3 separate regions of the Mus musculus genome follow, and regions 2 and 3 are each linked to region 1. The links are chromatin loops, found by intact Hi-C in ENCODE. Cell type or tissue: left cerebral cortex. All regions are shown on one strand.

The links. A loop is a pair of places that touch in the nucleus more often than their neighbours do. Peaks named below come from ENCODE experiments on the same cell type or tissue, not always from the same donor. Only the 100,000 strongest peaks of a DNase experiment are listed, where the experiment ranks them.
Region 2: it touches region 1 in a loop (5-fold over the local background); 1 of 42 quality-filtered maps calls a loop at or near these places.
Region 3: a loop joins it to region 1, with 4 times the contacts of the local background. A loop is called at or near these places in 1 of 42 quality-filtered maps.

The regions. Positions count from the first base shown.
Region 1 is chr5:114,565,446-114,570,445 of GRCm38, reverse strand. It overlaps Fam222a (family with sequence similarity 222, member A), which reads right to left and starts at 2,195. Exons shown (of 3, transcript NM_001004180.1): 1 at 2,022-2,195. In left cerebral cortex, CTCF peaks have their summits at 2,322 and 3,208; DNase peaks (open chromatin) are centred at 1,725, 2,749, 3,155, 4,877 and 2 more places; H3K4me3 peaks cover 3,061 bases; H3K27ac peaks cover 1,142 bases.
Region 2 is chr5:113,906,139-113,911,138 of GRCm38, reverse strand. Coro1c (coronin, actin binding protein 1C) reads left to right here and starts at 2,433. Exons shown (of 11, transcript NM_011779.3): 1 at 2,433-2,528. In left cerebral cortex, CTCF peaks have their summits at 2,258 and 3,197; DNase peaks (open chromatin) are centred at 1,935, 2,314, 3,221, 3,601 and 1 more place; H3K4me3 peaks cover 2,221 bases; H3K27ac peaks cover 1,450 bases.
Region 3 is chr5:114,773,626-114,778,625 of GRCm38, reverse strand. Ankrd13a (ankyrin repeat domain 13a) reads right to left here and starts at 3,486. Exons shown (of 15, transcript NM_026718.2): 1 at 3,302-3,486. The coding sequence starts at 3,397. It overlaps 4930515G01Rik (RIKEN cDNA 4930515G01 gene), which reads left to right and starts at 3,643. Exons shown (of 1, transcript NR_027872.1): 1 at 3,643-4,893. It also overlaps a transcript of Git2 not described here. In left cerebral cortex, a CTCF peak has its summit at 2,785; DNase peaks (open chromatin) are centred at 3,255, 3,704, 4,000, 4,462 and 2 more places; H3K4me3 peaks cover 3,035 bases; H3K27ac peaks cover 2,080 bases.

The DNA.
Region 1 (5,000 bases):
GCTGCCTGGCTGCGCATCATCACTTCTTTGACTTGAGCCTTGGGTTTCTCATCCACAAAATGGGTCACAGCACAATCCACTCCTGAGAAGCAGCTGAGATGCCGCAAAATGCCTGGCGCTCTGGAAGACGCCGGGTAAGCTGGCAACTCCCCACACACACCGCTCCCCCCCCCCCCCCCGTCTGGCGCTCACTGCCAAGCCCAGGGAGCAGAGGGAAAGGAACAGAAGGAGTTGCCCAACTCTGACAGCCTTTCCCTCTGCCTTGGCTGAGGGACTGTAAATACTCCACAGAGGGCCTCCAACCGCGTGTTTGTGTGTGTGTGTGTGTGTGTGTGTGTGTGTGTGTGTGTGTATCTCTGGCGCACACTCCAAGTTTGTTTCTAAGCTGGGAAGTGTTGAGAGAGGCCGGGCAAACAGCCCTGTGCCCACAGCCTCCCCTCTCCACTCCACCCCCAATCTGCTGTTGTGCCGCTGGCTGTCCTTGGAAGCTTGCGTGTAAAGAAACCCTTCAGCTGGAAACAGGATCACCCCACCAAACCTCCAAAGTGGCCTCCCCCCCCCACCCCGGTATTTATTGACCTGTTAATGGAAGAGCCTGGGAGGAGGCTGTAAAAATGGTCTGTAGAGAAACCCTGTCTCACCTGTCGTCCCCGCCCCCCCCCCCCATGGGAGCAACAATGCCAGCGTCTTCAATCTTTCCCCTAGAAACTTGACTGTGGCTATTTTACCCCCTATCTGGCCCTGGCAGTGATTGCTGGGATGGGCAAATGAGAGTAAGCAGGCTGTGGCTTGGGAGCTCTCTGGGCTCCATACTGTACAGGGCTGCTGCCAGAGTTCGGTGGGGAGAGGAGGGCTCTCAGCATCTCCACCTATCCCCCCTGGCCTGGTATTTGCTTAATGAGCATCTATTACACTGCTTGTCAAAGTCATCTTAAATGACAGAAGGGGAACAGCTAAGGCAGGAGTCCCAGCTGGACCATGGCCCCTTACCTTGAAGAGCAGGGGAGTTCCCTGAACTTACACAGACAGACAGACAGACAGACAGACAGACACACACACACACACCAGGAAGGTCCTGGCTCCCCTCTCTCTCTGGCTCAGGCAGGACATTCACCTTTTCAAGAGAAGCCTGTTTGAAGGCTGAAGCCCACATTTTTCTGGGGACCCTGGGAACTCCAGTTGCTGGCTGGGTACATGGTAGGGTTCATGGGGACCTCCTTTTAAGCATCCTGCTTAAAAGTAAGAGGTTGCTCTGTTTGGGAGTCTGGGAGACTCCAGACACTGCAGGAGACATAGGCAGAGTTCTGAACACCTGTCCTCAGGGGCAGGGACAGCTGGCACTGCCTGCCTCCCTCCCCCACCTCGAGTGGGGATTTAGGTCATAAGATTGCGGCCGGGGAGGACAGGGAGTTGGCCTTCACCTTCTACTACACCAAGGCATTCGGCCTTGGCCATTCTGGCTCCACTCAAAGCCAGCTGTGTTGTCACAATTCTGGTGACATCAAAGGTCGGGCAGTGATGTCACATGCAGCCCATTGGAACATGCTGTCTTTGTGAGTTATTTGTAACAATAGACACACAAATGTCTTGCCTGGAAAGACACCATCCTCAGACATGAAGTTTTGGGACTCCCTGTCTCTGAGCTCTGTCTCTTTAAGATCCCAAAGGTGGTTTTGTAGACCCCCTCCATGCTGGCCAACCCTGGCTGCCCCCAATCAATCTTTACAAAAGTACAAGATTCCCTAAGAATCTCCAGAGGACAGGGCCACCACCTTTGTTAGCTTCATGGGTGGGGTGCCTTTCCTCTGACAAATACCGATGTCAGTAGAATACCCACGAGGGTCCACAATCTCCACTCCAGCCAGTCCAAATAAGTTGTGTGGGCAGGACAAGGGTGGACAAGTAGCATTGCTGTCTCTGGGCACCCAACAACCTAGGGCCCTTTTAGGGCCAGTCCAGGTTGCCAGGTTGCGAGGAGCTGTCCCCAGCTCAAACCCAAAATTCTGCACCCCGCAACTCACCGTATCAGGCAGTCGGACGAAGGGCACCAAATCTCAGAGGCCACGACGCTCCGATCTGCGGGTTGCGGCCATGCAGGGGTGATAAAGATTGCTGGAGAAAGGCCCCCTTAGGGGGCCGATGTCTTTCTTCGTATGGAAAGGGGAGCCGTCGGTGAGGGCGATCCCTGCGTCCGGAAGCGCCGTCCGAAGTCGGAAAAAGGTTTTTTTTTCCCCCCTCTCAGTACCCGTCGCGTCCGCCTGGGACCCCGGCCGCTCGCGCGCTCAGGCGGCGCATCCTCGCAGGAGACTGTGCTCCATACGTCCGGCGGGAGGCGCTGCGCCTCCCTTCGGGGCCCGGCTCACCGCTGCAGCTCTGCCCGCGCCTCTCCCAGGGCGCCCTCTCCGTCCGCGCTGGGAGGCCGGCGGCCGCGGCCCCTCTCGCCAGCCCCAGCTGCAGCCTGTCTTTGTTGCTTCCTCTCGCTTGCCCTCCCGCCCTCGGCTTGCAGCTCCCGGCTTTGCTCAGAGGTGGAGAGTCCGTCTCCTCGGAGGGTTGCACGCACCTGCAGCGGCCCGGGCTCCTCGCCCGGCGTGCACCGGCCCCCGCAGGTTGCAGAGAGCAGCGCCGAGAATGAGCCGGCCCCTCCTCCTCCTGCTCCGAGCTCCGGGTGTGGGGGGAGGGGAAGCCGGCGAGCAGCGGCAGTGGCAGCCGCAGCGAGCGGCAGAGACTGGGATGTAGCCTCGCGGGCCTTGGCGCTGAGGACCAGCAGATCCAGCAGGCGCAGGGCAGACTCGGGGATGGAGAGCCGTGCACCCGGTATGGTGCTCGAGCGCCGCAGCAGCGGTCGGCGCACAGGTCTCTCCCGTGCCCGTGGCCCGGGACGGTTCGCGGGGCTCCCGGAGCCGCAACCTCGCGCTGCCCAGCACCCTCGCCTAGCCTCGGGCCCGGCTCTTCGCCCGGCCTGGCCGGCGCGCGCAGCCTCTTCGCAGAGCTGCCGGCCCGGCAATGCTGCCCGCTGCTCCGCTCCGGCACGACTGACAGGCGCGGGCGCCCGCTCCTGCCGCTGCGTCTCACCCCCGGTCCGCCCCCCGCGTTACGGCCCAATCAGCTGCAGCCGAGAGGCGGTTACCACGGTGACGCGGCGCCGCGTCCTCCGCGAGGCGGGGCTGGGGGCCGCCACGCGCGCTTTTCGCGGCAAAATTCAAAGGCCGGCAGGGCGGCTCTCCAACCTTTTTCCCCAAGCGGGGATGAGGCGGGTCCTGCTCCTAGAGGACTACAACTCCCGGCTTGCTGCGAGCCTAAAACAGGCGAAGGAGTCCCGATTGGAAGGGCAAGGCATGCTGGTTGTTGTAGTCCCTTTGTCGAAGACCTAAAGGGTTGAAAGCAGGTAATCCTATTCACTGAGTACCTGTTTGAGGGTAGGTACTATGCATTATTCCGTTTACTCTTGGAACAGGCCCTATGAGGAGTGTGTTAAAGATAGTAAAAATAGGTTGGGGTGACACCAAATGGTAAAGGGTGCGGTTTGCAAGACCCAACATCAAACCTTGGGACAACCTAAACACACACACACACAGAGCAAAGTGCATACTACACTTAAATTTTTCAAAACTGTGAGATTGGCTTTATGGCCTACATTTTACAGAGGAGAACACTGATATTTGACACTTGTTCTCAGTTTACGGACAAAACTAAGACGTGAAGCTTCCCGATTGCCTTTTCCACGGAGCGACTGGGGATGGTGGTGGAGTTTTGGGCATCAGCGCTGAGATCTGTGGAACACAAACCACATGCTGAATCCTTGGTCAGCTCCATCCCACAGATGTATACATTGACCGCGGGAGTCAGGCACTTAGTATTTTCTATGTTGCTCCTGTTGGTCTCAAACTCCTAGCTTCAAGCCATCCTCCTGCCTCAGCCTCCAGAGTGCAGAAAATATGACCACAAGCCACCATACCTGGTAAGGCTCCGGTTTGTCGTCCATTTAACAGGTAGGGAAACTGAGGCACAGTATCACCTAAAACTAAGTAGGTGTTTCCATTCTTACTTGCCTGACAGCCCACAGGTAGCAGACAGGGAAACTGAACCCTGGGAGACACAGATTCCTAAACTGTTAAAATGTCTGTCACAAGACTGGGCAGTAGTGTCACATGCCTTGAATCCCAGCACTTGGGAGGTAGAGGCAGGTGGATTTCTGAGTTCGAGGCCAGCCTGGTCTACAGAGTGAGTTCCAGGACAGCCAGGGCTACACAGAGAAACCCTGTCTTGAAAAACTGAATTAAAAAAAATGTATGCCACAAAAGAAGTTGAACACCCAGCTTTCCAGACAGAACTTCAGGATCCCTGCAGAAACGTAAAACATCAATCAGACACCCCCATCCAGCCTCCAAGACACCCCCATCCAGCCCCTTTAGGGGCTTTATCTTAGGGATGCTTAGTGATCTCAGGCTTTATCTTAGTGATGCCTGGCGTCCTCCCAGAACCTTGCCTGCGGTTGACCTTGGCCGTTTATCTTCAAGGCTTGGTGTCTGTAAAATGAGAAGACATATCTTAATCTCCTCTGTATCTGGCCGTTGTGGGGGGGGGGGCAAGAGAGAGCACCAGATGCACTCAGCAAGTGTTTAGTGGTGGTCCTCCATCCTAGAGGGCTGGTGAGCGCATCCAGGGTTTTGTGTGGATTGCAATCAGGCCTTAGCCTACTTTCAGGAGCCGAGCAGAGAGCAGAACAACCGCTAACTAGAACCTGGAAGAGGCACTGGCAAGGGACCTCCAGGGCAGGCCCAAGTAGGCCACACACTCCTTATCTGGGGCAGAAGCTGGCCCTGTTTCGGGTCTCAGATCAGCACTGTGAATGAGGTTCCAGCAGCCCCAGCCTGCCTCTGCACTTGGCTGTAGTTCCCAGTGGCTGCCTGTCCATCCTTCCTCCTTGGCCCCTCCCTGCTCCCGGAGTGTGGGTGGGGGCGGGGATTTACCTGGAAACCGGATCGGCTGCCAGCTGCTTC
Region 2 (5,000 bases), 660 kb after region 1:
TCATTTGATTTCAGCATGCATACACCCACTTCACACATAGTTGCATGTACACTACACACACACACACACCTCTATAAGACAAGAGAAACTGATTTGTCTAATATCTGTAACACAAGGACTTAAGTTCATTCTTAATTAAACGAGCCTGTCAGAATCCAAAGTCCATGGTTTTTCTCTTCCGTCCCCTGCCCCTGAGGCCGTCCGGGTAATCACTAACCAGCTAAGAGAGCAGGCTGTGCTGTCAGACAGATGAGGATTCTACCTGGTCCATGCAGGGTAATTTTTGGCAAGTCAATGCCTCCAAGTCTCCATGTCTTCATCTTTATTGCTGGATTTTGGGAAGTCTTTCTATGGCCACTGGGTTGCTGAAAGAATTTCTGACAATTCTGCAGCATCAGCTGGATGGCTTCTGTTTCCAAAGGCGTGGCTCGTGTTCTCTGTATTTCTCAGTTCTCTCTCAAGCAGTCTGTGCTCTCTGGACTCCCCGACACACTCAGCCCCCACTGTCTGTCCCCTTGTTTAATTAAGTATAATGATCATAACAAAAGCAACTGGTTTTTCTACATCACCATATGCCTGGTGACTGCAACAGGAGCATTACCGCCTCTACCTCATTTAAGTGGAGTGGCAAATCTTGCCGGGTACGAAGTACTGAGTCCCTCCAGTTAGCATAAGCTGCTTAGAGGCAAAACACAACCCACTCTCCATACAGTTGAGTCGCTGCCTTGACAGCAATAGGTGCCGTGTGTGTGTGTGTGTGTGTGTGTGTGTGTGTGTGTGTGTGTGTGTGAGAGAGAGAGAGAGAGAGAGAGAAGCCAGAAACTGAGCTCTGCCTGGGAGGGGCTGCTATTGTAGTCACAGATAAAGAAACCTAGCTCCCGCTGGAGAGGTGTTCTGCAATCAAGAGCACTTCCTGCTTTTTCAGAGGACTCCTGGTTCCCGGAACCACAGTAGTCCTCTGACAGCCTGCGGACACTCCAGATTCAGGCTAGCTCAGTCTGGTCTGACCTATGAGGGCACTGCATGCAGGTGGTGTAATTACATACACAGAGGCATACACGTAAAATAAACACACCAATCTTTAAAAATTGAGCTTTGCAGAGAGTAAAAACTTGCTGAGCAAGCTGCTTCATTCTGGTAGACCTAGATTTACACAACACATAATTTACACACACACACACACACACACACACACACACACACACTTTGCCTAATTTTATTTTATTTACTTATTTAGAGACAGAGTTTCTTTACATATCCCTGGATGTCCTGGAACTCAGTATGTAGACCAGGCTGGCCTGGAACTACTGACGGAGATCCACCTGCCTCAGCCTCCTCAGTGTTGGGACTAAAGGCGTGTGCCTTCTGTTTTGAGGTGGCAGTTTATCTTAATTCCTGCAACAAGAATTCAGGGGTTCTACCACTGAATGCCGACCACAGATTCCTGGACATCTCTGAGGCTAAAACAAAGTGAAAATTCATCCCTCTGCGAATTGTAAAGATGCCTTGCTTTGGGAAATAAATGGCCCAACCCCTCAGCTGGCCCAGATCTCTGGACGCAGTTTCCTTAGATCTTGGTATTTCAAAGCTTGATATTTCTGAAGGGGCTTTGGCTAATAGTGGGATAACCTTACACTCAAGATTAGGAAACTGAAATCCAAAGAGGTGAGTGAAATGGTCCCTGGGTCACTTCATTTGAGAGTAACAGGGCTAGGACACATATCCACGTGCTCATATGGAGGGACTTTAGCCAGGGAGTCTTCATTGCTTCTCCTTAGCTCTCTCTCATAGGTGTGGTCCAGCCCAAGGGTTGCCACCCTGCCCTGGAGAGTAGTGGGAGAGAGCGTGGGTGAGAGGGTTGAACCAGCCCTGATGGAGGTGGGGCTAAGAACTTGGGGCGGGGCTTACGGTTTAAGTACGCTCAGGGCTGTGGGCGGGGCTTGAGGTACAGCAAATAGGATGATCATAGGTTCCCCGGGTCTTCAGGAAATCCGAGCGGGGATTTGCGGCGCTCAACTGGGGGAAGCTAGGTTTTGGGGGCGGGGGGAAACCAAGCCCTGCTCACGGACTCGGTGGGCAGTTAGATGCGCTCAAACGACCATCCTCATAGAGAGGCTCTGCAGGGCCGTGGGTGGAGCTTAAGAACGCCCGCTCTGGTTCTAAAGACCTGGGTGGGGCTGGAAGGAGCCCGTGGGCGTGGCCACCCGGCCATTCAAGTGCCCCGGAAAGCGGGCGTGGGCTCCGAGTCTCCTTGCACCTCCCCGCGCCACCACAGGGGGCGCTCTAAGGAGAGCCGGGCATCTAACCGGGACCTTCCGGAAGTGGGCGTGGTGAAGCGTGGTTCGGCGGCGCTGGTTGGGCGCGGCCCCGGCGCGGGGGCGGGGCCCGCGCGCGCGAAGGCCTGGGCAGCGGCGGCCGCGCCCCTCCCCCGCGCGGCGCTCAGTGCCAGGCGGGAGGCGGCAGCGGTTGGAGGCTTCGCGGGGCTTTGCAGCAGGGACTTCGGCGGCGCCTCAGGCACCCGGGCTCTGGTAAGCAGCGCGCGCTCAGGACGGGGCAGCTCCGGAGCGAGCCCGGGGCGGGCGGGCCGGCCTCCGGGACCCCGCGTGTGAAGCTCTCGGCTGACAGGAGCCGGCGGCGCCGAGTGGTGCGGGGCGCACGCGCATGCCCCGGGCGCTGCGGCTGGGGAATGGCCGTCTGCGGGCAGCCGTGGGCCCGGCAGCCGTGAGGCGGTGTCTGAGCGCTGCGAAGAGCCTGCGGCCGAGCGCTCACGTGGGGCTGGGTCCGCGGGGGACCCCCGGTGTGCGGGGCGCGCCCGGGCGGGGCTCCGCCTGGCTCGCAGTGCATGGCCTCCTGGACCCTGAAGACCTGGGGCGGGGGCGGGCTGCAGTGGCGTGGCCTGGAGGAGGAACCCTGTCCCGGGTGCGGAACCTAGTGACCCGCGGGGCAGGTGGGGCTCAGCCGCGCCGAGATGGCTAGGATGACATCAGAGGTGGAGGGTGGGGACGCCCAGCCCAGCTCTGCCGCCGGTCCCCCGGCGGGCGTACGCACAGCAGCCCTATCTATCTCCAGTGATGTGAATGAGCTGGGGGGAAGTAGCCGGCTGCAGGGCTTTCGGAGAAGAAAGGGGCTTCCTCCCGGAGGGAGGTGCCGGCCCCGACGTCCTTTTTTGGGAGTGTTCAAAGGGTTTTTTTTTGCAGGCTGGAAAAGGAAATGCAGGCTTTCTCTCCGTCGTGGTTTAGAATCACATCCTATATTTGGCCTTCATGTAGGCTGCCCTTGTTTTGTGGTGTCAGAACGGCTTGCTCTACACATTTCGGTCGTGGGATTCAGAGTGAGAAGCAAATTGCAAGTTGTTCGTCTCTCCCGGAATTGCTTCCTGTAAGCATTTGAAAGAGAATTGACCGCAGAGCGTGCTTATTCGCAGGGCCACAATATGTTTAGTTTTGGAAATGGTTGGCACGAAATAATTGTACTCCCATCCCGTGGCCTTCCCTACCGGGATTATATTCTAAAACAGTACTTGCGAGGCTCTTAGTCACCCTATATAATAAAGCGTCTTATTGTCCTTGTCTGGCAGCACCCTGACACCAGGGCCTGCTAGTAGAGGGAAGAACATGATGAAGTACAAGTAGTTGCTTCCTGCCTCCTTCTCGGGTGTGAAGGCAAATGGTAGTTCATATTCCTGTCTGTCCGCAGCTTCAGAGCAGCTGAACACAGTGCTTGGTTCTGGACATGTTAGAGAACACTGACCTAGGGAGACTTGGGGAGTGTGTGTCACACGCAGTGATGTTTGGATAGCCAGCCTGACATTAAACATCGAATCTAGGCGGCGGTTACATATTGTACTGGCTGGTTTTCTGTCTAGCTTGACACAAGCCAGAGTCATCAGAGAGGAGGAAGCCTCAGTTGAGAAAAAGTGAGACTGAGGTTATAGAAAAGCCTGTGGGGCCTTTTCTTAATTGGTGATTCATGGTGGGAGGGCTGAGCCCATTGTGGGCGGGGCCACCCCTGGGCTTGCAGTCCTGCGTTCTATAAGAAAACAGGCTGACCAAGCCATGGGGAGCAAGACAGTAAGCAGCACCCCTCCATCAGCCTCTGCATCAGCCTCCTGCCTCCAAGTTCCCGCCCGCTAGAGTTCCTGTCCTGACTTCCTTTGATGATGAACTGTGATGTGGAAGTGTGAGCTGAATTAACCCTTTCCTCCCCAAGCTGTTTTGGTCCTGGTGTCTCATCACAGCAATAGTAACTAGAACTGAAACATATATAAACAGGAAAAAAAATGTGGTAGAGCAGAATTGCTTTATATCATAGCTCTACAAGTGCTCTGTCTTTTGGTAGTTGACAGTCACACACACAGACACATACTTTTTTAAGAAATCAGAACATGTTTTCTCTGTGTGTGTGTGTTTGTGTGCGTGCGTGCGCATGTGCGCGAGCGCATGTGTATTTTACTTGTGGACAGTACATTAAAGCCTGATGAATTTACAAGGTTTTTAAAAATTATTATTTTAAGGTGTGTGTGTGTGTGTGTGTGTGTGTGTGTGTTGGTGTTGTTGGTGGTTATGTGCATATATGTGCACCCTTGCTGGCCAGCGACATGAGATTCCCTGGAGCTGGAGTAGCAGAGGGTTGTGAGCCACCTGCCCAGGTGGAGTACTGACCGTGGGTTTTCTTGAAGTGCAGCAAGTGCTTCTAACTTAATCTTAGTCACATCTTTCCAGTCTCTTAAGTGTCATGAATTTATTTAACATAAATATCCTGGAGAAATGTCACTGCAGAAGCATTAGAGTTTTCATGGTTATTTGTTATTCCGACCAGATCACGCTAATCAGTATTTGTGTCTGTGTATAAATTAGGATTAGATTCCGGATTGCTAAATACCATTTTTAAACATTATTTCTGGGATCCACTCCAGCTGTGTGGGGAGTCGCTCTAGTGCTTATGTGATAGAATGTTTGAAATGATGTTATTAGTTTCTTAGCTAAATAAGTGGGGGTGTG
Region 3 (5,000 bases), 210 kb before region 1:
TAGCCTAGACTACATAGTAAAGTTCCAGGCCACCCAAATTCACAGGTGATCATTCAACAAGGGCAAGCCACACGCCCCCCCCCCACAACTCAGCACTGGTACTGACCACTAAACTCAACTGCCTCCCGGTCGAAGAGGAAGGTGGCTATTTCTTAACCAATGGAGAATCTGAATGAACACACACTTCCTGCTGTGTGGCTTAAGGATATTCTAGCAATATGGATTATCTTGACCCCAAACCAGTCATATAAGTTACAATATAATGAAAGTCCAAGATGCCCCTTATTCAAAATAGTGAAAAATTTCATAACCGTGACAACAGAGAGGAGGCAGCCCTCCACTGCTACTCCGTCCCTGCTGAAGTTCAACTGTATGGTTATGACCGGCAAGATGTCCATGTCAAGGTCTACTCCCTAGACACAAGTGCTACACTGTCAAGGGACCCATTGTGTTAAATTAGGGCAGTGTCAAAACCAGAGGACCAGAGGATCGGCAAGTATGAGCATTCGCTCAACCTTGAAGTCAAGGGCAGCAATGACCTTAAGTTTTCTCCCATAGAATCTACTGCAAGACTTTAATTCCCAAGCCCTGCCAAGCCTTGCCACCCCAGGACTGGGGAGGTTAAGAAGGGAGGCCACTGAGGAGGTTTGAGGCCAGCCTGGGCCACACAGATGACTTGCAGGCCACCTAGATGTACACAGTAACACCCTGTCTCAAAATTAGAAGATTTTAATTCCCAAATTTTAATTCCAAACGTCCTCAAGATTTGTCATGGTCAAAGACAGGAGAATGTCCCCGGGTACCTTTATCGCCATTTTCAGGAAATGGTGACTGGGTCACAGCTGAGATCTTGACCAAGGTGCGCCTCTTACTTCTGCAGACAGCTCTTCCTCCTCAGTGAGGAGAAAGCTGCTTACAGAACTCAGGCCTGAAGCCCGTGGTGTGATGACAACAAACCTTCCTATCAAATGCGATTTAACCTCGTGACTCTGTACTTTCAACGGTGCTCGGTGCTCGGGATTCGAACCACTGTGTACAGCAGAACCCGTGCCAAGGCTGGATGGAACCGGAACCGGGACCCTTCCACGTCCTAGCCCCGGGCGATACACCTGCTTCAACTCCTTTTTCTGCATTTTTTTTTCATTTTTTTAAAAGATTTATTTATTGATTATATGTAAGTACACTGTAGCTGTCTTTAGACACCCCAGAAGAGGGAGTCAGATCTCGTTACGGATGGTTGTGAGCCACCATGTGGTTGCTGGGATTTGAACTCTGGACCTTCGGAAGAGCAGTCGGGTGCTCTTACCCACTGAGCCATCTCGCCAGCCCTTTTTTTTCATTTCTATTTTGAGACAGAGTCAAACTTGCCCAGACTGGCCTTGAACCTGTCATTCTCCTGCCTCAGCCTCCACGACAGCTGTGGGCCACCGTGTCCAGTCAAAACTGGTTACTGCTTCTTTGAAATGTCCAGAGTGGGCCTTGAGGATAGGCAGAAGAGCTTCTCGCTTAGATTCTAGAGAAGGCCTCTGAGCTGTGTGTGTGATGCAAAGAGTTATATCAGCAGGTATACTGGGATGCCTGAATCATCCTCTCTGGGGGCATGTGTCATATCTCTTTAAATCCTAAGTCGTTACTGTGCCATCTAATTAAGAACAATGACTCTTACAAAACCGTCTTCTGTCTGGACTACCCTCCCCTGCCCCACACACACCTGAGGATGAAACCCAGGGCCTCTCACACAATGGACAAGTGTTGGGGCCACTGCGATACACACAGTCTCATCCTTTCTTATTTATTTTCTGACAGATCATCACCAAGTTGCCCAGGCTAGCCTCCAAATCTTCCTGCTTCAACTTCCTGAGTGTCTTGGGTTACCCGTGTACACCGCCACACCCGCCATGGAATCCTTTTTTTAAATGCCACTTCTGACTTCCCATGCTGCCCATACAACTAAATATATATATATATATGGCAAGCTGCAAACCAACACTTAGAACCGTTCCAACAGCGCTTCGATGTGGGGCTGGCCCAATGTTTACCAATCAAAAGAACCAAGGGTTCGCAACAATTACTGAGTCAGTGGTTAAGTCATTCAAAAGCAAGGCTCTGACACACTGGCTAAGACGAATGAATGAAGCCAAACCGTAACAATTATGGCGGATTTCGGGAGTAATTATAAATCCTTATCTCATTTGCTACAGGCTAGAGAGCAACTCAGGGCACCCGTGCCTAATGAAATGACTGCAGTGCCATTAATGGCAGGTGTCTCATTCCTGGTGGGCGGCTCTGCCTTTCAGCAGGCTACCCCTCCCCCAAGTTAGAAGCCAGCCTGAGCTACACAGTGAATTCTAGGCTAAGCAGGGCTATACAGTGAGACCCTGTCTCAAGCAAAAAGAACAAAAACCAAGAAACCCAAACAAATGAAATAAGAATTCATATTAATGCAAAGATTCTTCACCACGGCTCTAACTAACATTGGAGTCTGATAACACTCAGTGGTGGGTGAGTGGCTGCCTTGAACACTGTAAGGCACAGCGAGGTCGCTGGCCTCTCCCCAATGCCATGCCAACAGCACCCACCTCTAAAGTCAACCCAACCCAAAACGTCTTGTCTCCTTGCATTCCCAAATATTCACTATCATCTTCATCTGAGAACCACTGATTTACAGAGGTGGGAAGAAAAGAAAAAAAAAAAAAAAAAAAAAAAAAAAGCACTTCAGAACAGGAAGGTCCTAAGGAGTCTGAGCAGCAGAGATTCTCAAACCAACCACCCTGGGGAGCTCGTTAAAACCCCGATTCCTAGGCCCAGCCGCAGCCCCATCAATTTAGACAAGTACTGGGTTTTCCGTCGTCACTGCCTCCATCCTCATCCAATGGGTAAGGAAAAGTGGGGTCCCCCCAACGTAACTGCTTTGCCCAAGGTCACAAGAGAGTTAGAACCAGGCCACCGAAGCCAACCAAGCTCTTCCCCAGCACCAGGGCGGGTGGAGTAAGGTGTGTTTCTTCCGTCTTCAAGGCCATAAAGCTTAAAGGTGAATTCTGGGGCCAGCGAGCCTGAGATAAACGATCTGGACGTGGTTTTCATTAGCCCGATGGCCTTGCGCCTTGCGCAAGGCAAGTAGGCTCTGGGGTCTCAGTTTCCTTCTCTGTCAAATGGAACAATAAGCGCTCATTCCTAACGATATCAGAAAGAGGAGAATGGACCAAAAGCCCCCGGCACCGAGCCCGGTCTACGGTAAGCGCTCTATGGATCCCGGGGCTCAGGAGGAGAACGGATCCCGACTCCGCGCCGCGCACCTCACCTGGTCCCGCAGCTCCTTCTCCAGCTGCTCGTAGTCGTTGTTCCAGACCAGGAGGTGCAGCGGGAAGCGGCTGCTGGTGTCGCGGGCCGAGGACATGGCGAGGAGGCCGCCACCCGGGCCTGACCGCCCGCCTGCCACCAGCCTGGACCCGACGGGGTCTCGGGGGCCCGCCCGACCGGCCGGAGAGCGAGGGGAGAAGGAAGGCGAGCGGGCGAGTGCGGGGCGCAGCGGGCGACAAGGGCCTCCGAGTCCGGAGCGGGCGGCGCGGCAGGCCTGGGGTCGCGGGCCGGGCTGGGGACCGGCTCGGGGACCCGCTCGGCCGCGCCCACCCCGCGCCCCGCGCGCTCGCGCCCGCGCTGACAGCTCGCGAACCGACTGCTGCCGGCCGAACCGCCCCGAACAGGGAAGTGCACGGGGAATTCCATCGCGCGCCGCGGCCGGGGGACGCGACCGCGCGACCGGCCCAAGCCGCGCTCCATGTCGCTCCGCCGCGCCCCCACCCCGGGACACACAACAAACAACGATCTGTGGGACCGCAGGGCCTCCGAGAAGCCCGAGATCTCCACGCACAAAGTCCACGATGCGCGCCCCGCGACTCTCGTCCCCTGCCCAGCCTCTTCCAGTGGTGCGCTCCACAATCGGGCCTCTTCCATCGGCTCTGCAGCCCGGGGTGAGCGCGCAGGCCGGACCAAACCATCCGGCTGGAGCCTCCCCAGGCTGCCTTCCACGATTGGTCAGAAACCATTTTGGAAGTGGGCAACGGGAACTCGTTTTCACCGGCGAGCTGGAACCTGGAGAGCTGGCACCAGATACTCTCCTGATAACGGGGTAGTTGTGTCTGTGGGCTTTTAAGCTTTGGAATCTTTGAACTGGGTGGTTCTGTGCGCGGAGGTCATCCGATGCTTTGTAAGTTAGGGTGGACGCCCGCCTCTTTAATGCCATCAGTATTCACTATCCCCAAAACTGTCTCCAGACGGGAGCGGTTGTTCCCCCAGGAGGAGAAAAACCGCCCAGTTGAAAATGACCGTTTTGTCTGAATTCCCAACTCGGCTATAATTCAAAGCGTTTGCCGTGAAGGTTTATTCCGCATCAGTCTCCTTAAGCTAGCCATTCAGATTCAGGATTGTGGCCCAAAGGACTAATGGAGAATCCAGGTTGGCTCACAATATGCACAAGTAAAATTCATTCTTTGGGTTACGACTTCAGGCGCTCTGTCTTCTCGACACAAGGAAGAACGAAGCAAGTGCTGTGTCTGCCCAGATGTTTACAACTGCCACGAAGTCGTCCAGTGCAACCTGCAAGCACCCCCTCTTCCTTATTGGCTCTAGCTACACAACCTTAGCTTTTCAGATGAGAACGATGGTTGTCCACGAATCCTGACTGACCTAGTGCATTCTCCTCGGGTGCAGGGTCATTGGAGAGTGAATGAGGCTAATACATAAAGTAGTACCTAAAAGCTCTAATGGAGGACTGCGTGGCAACTATCAATCACATTAAACAGGACCCGTGCTTCTAAGGCCTCTTATGGACATGACTAAATGAACTTAACTGTTGTCTCCCGGGAGATTATATGTATAAAATTTCTATCACAAGGTTTTGCTTCTTTCTCTGGTTCTAATCAATCCTGGAACAAGCAATCACTTCCCAAAAGGGAGACACACACACACACACACACACAATTGCGAGAGCATCTAGAGAC